Regions from separate parts of the Homo sapiens genome. Here region 2 is linked to region 1. A link is a loop called in an ENCODE intact Hi-C map of the cell type or tissue named here. Cell type or tissue: heart left ventricle. All regions are shown on one strand. Each heading gives the region's core, and the rest is flanking DNA. Links, peaks and the distances in the headings are about the cores only.

Region 1 (5,375 bases), core at 248-5,247:
ACCTGTGCGTGCTACCTACAACACATCCATGTATCCAGCCGCTGCACTGCGGTCAACCTTAAGCTCCCATCCTGGATAACACTTATTTGTAAATTCCTCTCTGTTTTTTTTGTTGTTGTTGTTCCATTTCTGGGTACTCTTCTTGGAAGCACACTGCAGGATTTATACTTAATAAATGGTGAGTGATTTAAGAGACATTAGAAGAAAGCTTGAAGAAATACAGTATCCATGTTATTTTTTTCTTTTTGCTCCTTTGAAGACCTAAAATAGGAAAAATCTGTCCCCCTTTAAGTCTTATGTCCTGACAGAAGTGCAGACATCTAAATAATGTCTTTTTTTCTGTTGTAAATTTGGCACATAAAATAAAAGCAAAATATAAGCAGTCTCAAGAAGGGATCTGCAAAATTCCGTTGAATACCTAAACGTGGTGCTGATCAGTAGAATCCCCTGCGAGGAGATCCTGTCCAGCCCTGCTGTGGCTCTCAAGCGTTTGGTTAAAGGAGCAGGTAGGAATCCTATCCTCAGGATGACAAATGCAAGAAAAATCGAGCTCCAGTGACCCTCTGGTTGCTCTGGTACTTTTGCACTAGGGGTTGGAGTCAAGTGAAAAATAGAAATAAAACAATTGCCCAACCATCAGGGAGTGTTTTCAGTCACGGTGAAAAATACAATCTCATCTTGAGCTGACAATGCCGGTCACCGAGCTCCTAGCGTGCAGACGGACGGATAGAGGCCAGAACCGAACGACAAACGACGCTGGCTCAGAAAGGTGTTCTGCTTCCTTTTTAACAGTTTGGATGCTTTGAAAACTATGTCATGCAAACCAAAGAGCAGATTCCTTAACTGCCTTCAAGTATGCCCCTGTGTGCTGGGAACGCAGCTGGAAGACCGTGGCTCTGTGGTTAGGGCAGAATTTGAGACATTGTCTCCTTTTCTTGAATTCTTTGTGCCAAAGAATGAAAAAATACAGAACCTGTTATCACTGCTTTCCTAGGAATCGGAAATTAATTTCTCGCATTTATATGCATACAGTTGTAACTCTGGACACCAGCCCTTTAAGACCCTGACTCTGGATTCTGATAACTAGACACTTCTGGCATATTTCCATCAAACAGAAATTAGGGAGCACACAGAAATACGGCCTGTTTATCAGGACTTGAGTTAAGTTTTTGTTTGTTGGTTGTTCTTTTTGTTTTGTGTTGCCTTTTCTCCTTTGGTGCCCAAATAAAACTACTTCACCTGCAACCACACAGCCAGTCAGGCCAGATGCTGGCTGCCTCCTTACAAGACCACGCTCCAGAAATGGTACAGAGAATTGTACCTCTGACCTGCAGAGTGGCTGCGGCGACACTGCATATTTCAATGTCATTACAACAGTGATAAGACAGCAGAGAGCACTGCTCAGCTCCGGGCCCAGTCAGAGGTAATTCCGGGCATTTGCTGATGGCCTACACAATTTAAGGAGCGCTTTTTACTGTGATTGCCAGGAAGGTGCCGAGGATTACAAAATCCACTGCAGACACCTGACATAGCACAGGGCATTTGCCACTGCACACAGATACCATTTCCAGAGTGGATTCCACATTTAATCTATTTTTTAAAGTCAGAGGTGATTTGAATAGGAAAACTCAAAAGGAACTGTATGAATACACACCTCTCAAAAAATGGAGAAATTTTTCTGGGGGAAAAAAATCCTCCCCTTTCCATCTCACTTGGAATTGAACTTTGGACAGCCTTTGGCAGCCTTGCATAAAAAGATTCATGTTCTGTCCTGGTGGACATTATCAATGGTCAATAATGCTTATAGCAAAAAATACACCTGGCTCTGAATCTTGCCCAGAAGATATTCTTCAGAAGGACAACAATGCACATTATCCAAAGTAGGTGTTTTCACTTAAAACTATGAGCGATCTTCCCCTATTGCATTACAGCAATCTGACAATTTCTAACGCAGAGCAAGGACAGATGCTTCCCAGCTATGTTGATATTACACTTAGCTGGCTGTTCTACCCATGTAACTCACTCCATACTTAAGAAAAAGATTGCAGGGAAAAATTAACATCTTTTTTCCTTGAACATTTAAGGCAAGCCCTTCTAATGGTAGAACTTTATTTTCTTCCTCATAGTAATATATAGTACTGAAATTCCAAAGGTTTCTGGTGCATTTCAACTGTCACCTCAAGTCAAAACCATACAGTTCAGCTATAAAAGAATATAATAAATTTAACCTGACCTAACTGGGGATTTTTAAGCAGCCAATTTTTGTTTAATTGTGTATCTATGAGCTCCCTATTCCCACATATAAGTGTGTGTGTGTGTGTGTGTGTGTGTGTGTGTTTCTGTGTCTTGCCTGGTTCTTTCTTGTGTTCAAACTTGTGTACATACATGAAATTATCTCTGCCTAAGTACTTTCAAAGATGTTAACGTGACATGCCACTATGGAAGAAAACGCAATTCCAGGGAAACTTTATTTTAACCTAGCCTCTTATCTCCTGAATTTTCGCTGCCATCCTGTCTTGGGTGACTACTGTAGGAGCCGGCCACAGGGAATCTTCCTCTCCAGGAAATGTCTATGGAATGCGCCTGGGCACTCTGGCCCCAGCCCAGCCCTCTCGCTATTTAGCGCTTAAGGGGCTGATATTTTATACCCCCGAAGCAAACTTCCGCACTCCAATTCAGATGTAATCAATGTTTTTGTTTTGCAGCCTTTGTAGATTGAGTCTTTGTTAGGCGAGCACGTCTTGTTTCCCCAACACCCGAGGAAATCCCCGGCATCAGAGTGCCCCCAAAAGGCAGCCCGGGAAATGAGCAGGGGCGCGCTGACCTTTAGCGAGACAGCGAAGGTTATGCACATAACATTTGCTTGTTTACTTTGCAAAATAAGCAACGAGTTGGAAACTCCGAGTTTCGCCTGCGCCTCCGCGCACTTAAAAAACAACAACAGGAACCAGAGGCTGCCGGTCTTTCCAGCTCCCGCGCGCGGAGCCTGTTATCTGCTTTGCTCTGTATCTATCCTGATGCAACTTTAATAACGTTAGCCAAGACTGCTCAGAAAATCACAGCTGTAGCTGGAGGCAAAAGAAAAAAAAAAAAAGGAAAAAATCCGCTAAAACGAGGTCCTTCTCTCCAGCCTCACCTAGGAGCCGGGTCACGCCGGCCTGCACGGGGGCAGGGGCCACCCGATCGATGGCCGCAGCGGGCTGATGGCCACTGGTCGTTTTGATGGATATGACTGTAAAAAAAAGTCCAGATTGGTTCACAGTGGACCTCAAACCATGTCAGCTAAAACCAAAGAGACAAAAAAGTGACAGCTGTGGAGAGCGCACTGCAGGCAGTCAACGGCGCCTGTGATTTATTGTTCCATCTGCCTCGCCGCTGTGAGGACAAGTTCCCCCTGATTTGGTTAAAATGAAAAGGACCTTAGAGAGCGCAACGTGGGTTTTGAAAATGTGCAGAAACTATTTTTTTTTAATTTCCTGATTTATGTCCCTTTCCCCTTTCAGAAAGTCTGTCCCGCTCGGGAGCTCGGCAGGAGTGAGGGTTTCCGCGCCTCCAGCCCTAGGCCTGCCGGATTTGGGGGGGTTCAGGGGTGCAGCGTCCCCATCCCACCAGGGCGCACTGCGCAGCGCTGCGGGGGGAGGCAGCCTTGGGGCGCCCCGGCGCCGGCTCCTAGCGGGCATCGTGAGCTGGGGGCCCAGGGAGCCGACCCCCAAAGTTACGGCAGGGCGCAGGCTCCACGGATGGGGGCCGGCTGGGGGACCGAGCGCCCCGGTCTGGGTCCTGGCTGCGCCCTCCCCAGCCCGCCCAGACCCGTCATTCCCTGGAAGTTCAGCCTCCTGCTCTCGGATTCTAATAAAAGTTTTATGCCGGTCAGCACATTTTCAGCCAATTTCCCATGAAGAGGCCTGTTGGTTGCGGTGGCGCGTGGAAAGTTCTGCGCTCTCCTGCCTTGGCCGGGGCCTCTGGAGCCCTGACCAGGGGCAAGCACTTCCTGGCTGGACGTTTTAGGCCTCGCAGCTCCAACCTGGTGTCAAAAGCTGGCCTGTCTTCTGTCTCAGGATGTTGGTTTTACCTCTCAAGTGTTTCCTGAATTTGTGAAAATTCTTTTTCTAGCCGCTTGTCCATAGTGGCTTAATGCTCAAAAAAAATATTTACTTTTTTTTTTTTTGAGACAGATAAAAGGGGGGAGAATGGAGGTGGGGGGTACTGAGAAAGGCAGAGAGGCGGAGAAAGAGCAGGGCTTGGCGCTACTGTGGAGCTGGGGCGGTCCCTGGGGACCAGTTCTGCTTTTGAGCGTGTTCCTGTCAGGCAGGGGTCAACATCTTTTACCTCTTTTTTCCATTATTCAAAATAAGTATTGATGTTATGTTTTAGCTATTTAAAAGCCAGCTGCCTTGCTCATTTCAGATACTTTTCCTGGTATGATTGTATGTGGTAATAGCTGGTCTGTGTATCGTCTTTCACAAAATCTAGCCTTTCAGAGCCTCAGTCTTCAAATGATATCAATCAAAATTTATGCAATTCAAAATCCATATGTATAGAGTCCCAGTTCACCTCATTTAATGATAATAGTAAACCACATGTTGTGTACATGTCTAAAACACTTTTCTCGCTCTTGACTGTGGTAACCCTAGGGGCACCCTCCTCTGCACAGCTTGCCCAAGTGAACCGCATAATACATTGATTAATACCTGGCAACAGCGGAAATCTCGAATAATAAAATGGTGAACGATGTAAATGCAAACTAATAAAACATGGGGAGCGTCGATAATATTTGAAGATGTGTGTTAATATAAACGACCCAGGAAAACCTGAGAGGTGGTGGAGGCCAGTTAATCTGGATATACGGAATTGGCTCTTATTAACCGTCTTAACGTCTATTTTCGCTCAAAATAGGCATAATGAAGTGGGGAAAAGAAGCGATTTGGCCGAGCCTGGCTGCTCTTTTCAGGAGGAGTTAAGGGGAGGAGACCTCTGCCCCTCACCCCAGCCAGGCCAGCTTCAGAGGCAGGGTTGTTGCATCTGCCCTTGTTCTTGAGCAGAGGGTTGGGGTAGGGGGAGGGGGAAGGAAGAAGAGGACCACCATGGAATCAGTTCATCATTGTAATACCTTAATCCTAGGTGGGAAAAATTAAAGTGGGATTTTAGAGAGTTCATTTGCATTAGCTTTGAGACCTGGTCAACATAATGCTCGGGGTTTTTTCAAGAAATGGCTGATAAGTAGGTGGTTCAATAAGACATGAATGAGTTCACTGGGCTTGGGGTTACCTTCTGATAGGCGTGTTAGACTCATGCGCAGACTTTATCACCAGGCAGATGAGGGTGCTCTTAGAATGATGAAATCCTTCCTATGATCTGTTTTTATCAAAAGCAAA
Region 2 (5,375 bases), core at 66-5,065, 320 kb before region 1:
AATTGAACAAGTGTCTCAGTTAATTTTTTCTTCAACAGTGTCTGTGTCCAGATTTCCTCTTCTCCTCAGGACACCAGCCATATTGGATCCGGGCCCACCTTAATGTCCTCATTTTAATCTAATTATCCTTTGAAAGACCATATTTCCAAATGCAATCACACTTGGTGGTACTGGGCATTAGGACCTCAACACATGAATTTAGGGAGGACACAGTTCAGCTCACAACAGCCTAGAAGCCCCTTTGAGGTCCCATTGGTTTCTCTCCTGCCTTCTCTGCAGCGTTTTGGGGTTCAGATGCTCACTTCCCTTCCTCCATTTCTTCACCACCCATGTTGCCCCCCTTAATAGTCTGATGCCTGTCCTCCAGCTCCCAACCCACACGGAGCCACTCTCTTGCGGGGCAAGGCTTTGCAGACAGATCTGGGCACACATTTATTGGCATACAGTAGCAGTCAGCCAGCTGAGTTTTCTATGCCCCACTAGCAGAACTGGAATTAATGGACAGACCGTAGAAGGAGAAGGCAGATCTTGGCACAGAGAAGGGCAGAAGATGCTCAGCATTTTAATAAACCAGCAACATAATTAAGGAACACTCGGGAAGCCAGGCTCACCTCACCATCGAAGAGCCTCAGCAGGCCCTGGATCACTGCTTCTTGCTTGGAGAAACTAGACAAGCAATCTTAAAATTGGGTGAGGTGCTGAACTCAAGGGCCAGGAGGCAACTCCAGGCCCCCATGACCTCCTGCCTTTGTCCTTTTTGGTCGTCCATCTCCACTTCGTGCCAGATCCTGCACACCAGGGCTCTCTCTTCACCTACATGTTGGCTGCCTTGCAATTTCTGGGTCCACACTCAAGCCTAAGGCTCATTCAACCTCAATTCAAACTGGTTGCCTCCTCAGTCAAGGACAACCCTCCAGGCAGCCTCTGCTCCATCATCCTTGCTGCTGCCTGCCCTTGGAATGTTCCAGTTATCTTTGAATGAGAATAAAGAACAGAAGGGCTGGCCTAGGATGGCTCCCACCTCCAGCTTTCTCTTTCTAGCCTCTCCACCAACCGCCTACTCTGGGCTTACTTACATTCTCTGTGAATTTTTGAGATAATTTCCGAAATGGTTTTTCTCTCTCCAGTTTCTTATTCTATTACCAATCATGAATATTACTGATTAGAATTTCTAATTTTAATTAAAAAAGAAACTAATACGTGCACATGTAAAGAAGTTCAAACTATGCCATAGGGCATGTTAACTATGCCCAATTCTGCCCAGCCCTCTCCCAGACACAGCTCCTGCTCACCATTCCTTCTGCAACCTGCCTTCATTCCCTGCCAAAAACACTCCTGCTGAGATGTTAGCTTGTAACGAAGGCCCTTGAGGTCGATCTGGGGTGCCTTGGTTCATGGGCAGCGAGCGTTCCACCCAATTGTCTGCCTCTCTGGCTGCTGCATCCTTCCACCTCTTTGCAACAAGTGGAGGGGCGCAGTGTGTGTGGTGCCTGGCCTGGTCATCCTGTCCCACCTCTCCTCCCTCTGCTTGGACCCCCTTCATCTTGTGTTGCATCACTTTGTGCAAGGGGCTCTTGCTGTCCCCACTTGGTGCACGTGGCAGTGGCAGCTCTTCTATTCTGCTTCCAATGATGCCTCACACAATAAGTGCCCAGGAAATGCTTCCTGAACAAGTGAATGGATGTGTGGTACCTCCTCTATGTGTATAGCACCTGCCCCAGCGCGTTCACACCTCATCACCATCCCATCCAGTCCCCACTGACTCCTTCAGGTTATGGACAGGAAATGGAAGCTTGGGTCATGCACTTGACAGCTAGAGGGACCGGTGAGGATTCTGGTGTGGGCCTGCGCCCTGGTGTTGTGTGCAGGTGAGGAAGTGGGTCTCTTGCAGCGTTAGGATGCAAACTGCTCATGCCCCGTCGGTGGCCTGGCAGCTCCTGCTGGGAACTGAGTTGGATGGTATTTTGGGAAGAAAGAAGCAGGAGCTGGGGACCGAAGTCTTATCACCCACAGGTCACAGTGGAGCCATTCACTTCACTGAGTCCTGAAGCCAGCAGAGCATGTATGGAAGCTCGTGTGCTCTCTGGGACTCAGACCCTGTGGTCGCGGGACCTGGAAGGCTTTGAGTGCAAGAGCCCAAGGTGCGGAGCATTGGGAACTGGCATCCCCGTGGCAGGAAGCAGGAATGCAGGGACGAGGTGACAGCCAGGCAGATAGGTGTGAGGGGAGCCTGAAGGCCCAGGCTGTCAGACACCCACAGCGTCAGCCAGGCAGGTGGGCAGGGACAGCTTAGGGATTCTCTCTCCAGCCCTCAGCAGCAGGAGCTGGTGCTAGGAGGAAAGCCCAGGCAGGAGGCTGGCATTCATAGCAAGGCCGGGCAGATGCTTCCCATGCTGTGGCTTGTCTGCCCTCCACCACGCTTCCATGACACACAAAGTGGCATGAACAGCCCTGCAGAGCTGAAATCGTAGGAAAGGATGCCTTTGCCTGGGGAACACTCATATCGGGGCTAAAACAGGCAAAACTGGGGCACAGGGTAAACTGGCATGTTTCAGGAAACAGCTTTACAGGGCACCCGTGCAAAAATCAGGAGAGTTTTATCTCAACAATCTCAATAATCCCTTCATCTCTGCAGCGCTTTTCAGATTCCAGGCCTTTCCCTGAACGTCTCATTTGAGTTTGCAGGGCCCCGTGACTCACAGCAGGCAGGAGCCCGTGTTTCCTCCTGGGGGAGTCTCAGGGCCCAGCTTATGTAAAGGACAGGAAGCCACCTGTTCAAGGTCCCAAGGCAATGAAAGAAAGTGTCGGGGCTGGAACCCTGGCTCTTAGCTGCCACCTCAACAAAATACTCACTCACAAATATTACAGGGTTCCTGGCAAAAGAGGCCACTGGGGAGGGTGGTGAATGAGCTCAGAAGTCACTTTTATTTTCTACAGGTGGAAAGCTGTGGGTGATAGCTTTCTGCTTGTGGATTTTCTATGTATCTAATTTTATTCTCATGGTGCCTCAAGGTAGATCACTATAATTGAATAATAAAACAGAAGGAAACTCTATACCAGGCCAGCCACTAGGGGGCAGTTTGTATATGTTGTTTCTAATCCGGATCATAGCACTGCAATTGGGATGGAAATTACTCCCATTTAACAGGGGAGAAGACTGATACAGGCTTAAGTCAGTTGTCTCAACTCACATGACTTCACAAATGTCAGAGCTAGAATACAAACGGAGACCTCTTTAACCTCGATGTCTGAGGTCTTTCTGCCGTGGTGTACTGCTTCGTAAAAACTCTGATAAGTAACAAACTGAGTATGACTTTCAAATGACATCTTAATATCAACAAGCATAAAATGAGAGTTAGGAAAGGTGCTTCTGACGGGGAAAAAGATGCTAACTATTTTAAGAAATGATGTTCAAGCTTGCACTGGCATTCATTTTTGCTGTTTGAAAATTGCTAAAAGAAAGGCTTCCATCCCTCAAAATAATACAAATTGCTTTCATATTTAGTTAGGGATACAAAATAGTGTTGTGGTGGCAACCTTGGACTTTAACTCCACTTCAAGAAAGTAAAAGTGAACTTGTGAAGTTCAGCCAACTGCTTGACCTCTTTTTGTCTCAGTCTCCTCATCTGTAGCATGAAGAGAATTATAGTTCCCATCTCATAGGGCCATTGCAGCACTTCAGTAACATAGCACTTGCCATAATATTTGCATTATTAGCAAATGTTAGAAACAGTTTCCTATTTTTATTATGTAATTTCATATGCTAAAGAGTTTCTGCTTCAAATATCTGATAGTTAAGAATTTTGAAACCCTTTAAATAAAAGACACTACTTCAACCCTTAATTACCTTCCTTGAAATTTAGAAATTATTAGAAATATAATTAAAACATCTATTATTTAAAAATACTTTAAAACATGGTGGCAATCTGACAGCCCATGTATTGGAGAAACTAGAAAAGCAATCTTAAAATTGGGTGAGGTGCTGAACTCAAGGGCCAGGAGGCAACTCCCGGCCCCGGTGACCTCCTGCCTTTGTCCTGTTTGGCCTTCCATCTCCACTTCGTGCCAGATCCTGCACACCAGGGCTCTCTCTTCACCTACGTGTTGGCTGCCTTGCAATTTCTAAAACCAGCAAATGTTTTTTGTTCATCCCAAAACATTCTACAGTTTTAGAACTGGCATTCTAAAATTAAGAGCTTTTACTTATAAATGTAGGTTTCTGGTTTCTCCCGAAAGCTGGGAAATCCTAGAAACCTTGGGCCCACATTGCCACACTGCAACACCAGTGGGAAGGACCCTGGGCTTGGAGCATTTGGCCTCTGCCGTCCAGGGCCCAGAACCGCTTCCTCTCCCACCTCACATACCCGCTGGGCTGCATTAACCTTCCTACCCCTACATCTGCCTCTTTGGACATTTGAGTTTATGATCTCTGCACTAAAATAATTAAGCAGACTTTATTTTTAAATTGGCTTAATACAGCATAATAAAGTATATATTTGAACATAGTTTTTCATTATCAGACTGAGAACCTGTCACATCAATAATTAACTCAACTTGTACAGTGGTTTAACCCTTTGGCATCCACTGGGTGCACTACCTTGGTTTTTTTCAAGTTTGGAAGTCCTGCCTTTGGGATTCTAATTCCTTCCTGATATTCTGGAAAACAGCAGAACTAATGTCATTTGGGTGGAGTGAGAAGGGGCTGGTGCGATTGTTCCCGTGTCCCCTGATGTCTCCTTGCTCTCGCCTCTTTCCCTGACCCTGGCTTCTTCAGCAGCACCTTGGCAACCCTGTCCATCCCATAGAACATTCCAGATGGGTCGGTTTTCGTTTTGCTGTCCTTGAGGCTTACCAGCAGATTAGTTATGCTTTCCAAATTGCAGTGGGGAGCCGGTTCTTTACCACTGTTTATTCTTTCCCCACACTGTGCTCAGCCATTTTTATACAATCCTTGGGTTCTTACCTCTCCTCTGGCCATTGGGCTCCCTGACCTTCCAGGTACCTGGCATAGAGCAGAGCTCAGCAAAGATGGCTGAATAGAATGAACGAACAAGCGAACGATTTCCCTTTCAATGACCTTCGGGATGGGTGGACAAAGAGTAATATTAAAAATGATGTGGAAAATGATTTCTTTTCCCAGCAACCCAACTGGAACAAACAGGTTAATGCTCTTCATCTACTTGCAATTCTGTATTGTTTTACCAAACCATGATTGAAGGCTTTCTCTGGTCTGAATTTCTTGACTAGTCCTTGGATGAGGGTGAAGAGGAAGAAAGAAAGAGGAGGTGATGAAGAAATGGGCCCTGTCCTCAAGGAGCCCACCATCCAAGGAGGTGGGTATGGAGGGTGAGCACAGTCATGTCACTTAATGACGA

What was found. A loop is a pair of places that touch in the nucleus more often than their neighbours do. Peaks named below come from ENCODE experiments on the same cell type or tissue, not always from the same donor. Only the 100,000 strongest peaks of a DNase experiment are listed, where the experiment ranks them.
Region 2: it touches region 1 in a loop (2.2-fold over the local background); 11 of 110 quality-filtered maps call a loop at or near these places.

What each region holds. Positions count from the first base shown.
Region 1 is chr10:128,538,870-128,544,244 of GRCh38, reverse strand. No RefSeq gene overlaps it. Among named protein-coding and RNA genes, the nearest start is that of LINC01163, 260 kb to the right of the region's middle. RefSeq lists an enhancer at 2,309-2,984. In heart left ventricle, for the core only: a CTCF peak has its summit at 2,798; DNase peaks (open chromatin) are centred at 2,826, 3,931 and 4,272; H3K4me3 peaks cover 1,587 bases; H3K27ac peaks cover 613 bases; H3K27me3 peaks cover 2,336 bases.
Region 2 is chr10:128,857,681-128,863,055 of GRCh38, reverse strand. No RefSeq gene overlaps it. Among named protein-coding and RNA genes, the nearest start is that of LINC02667, 52 kb to the left of the region's middle. In heart left ventricle, for the core only: a CTCF peak has its summit at 3,067 (motif pointing right); no DNase peak of the experiment used is centred there.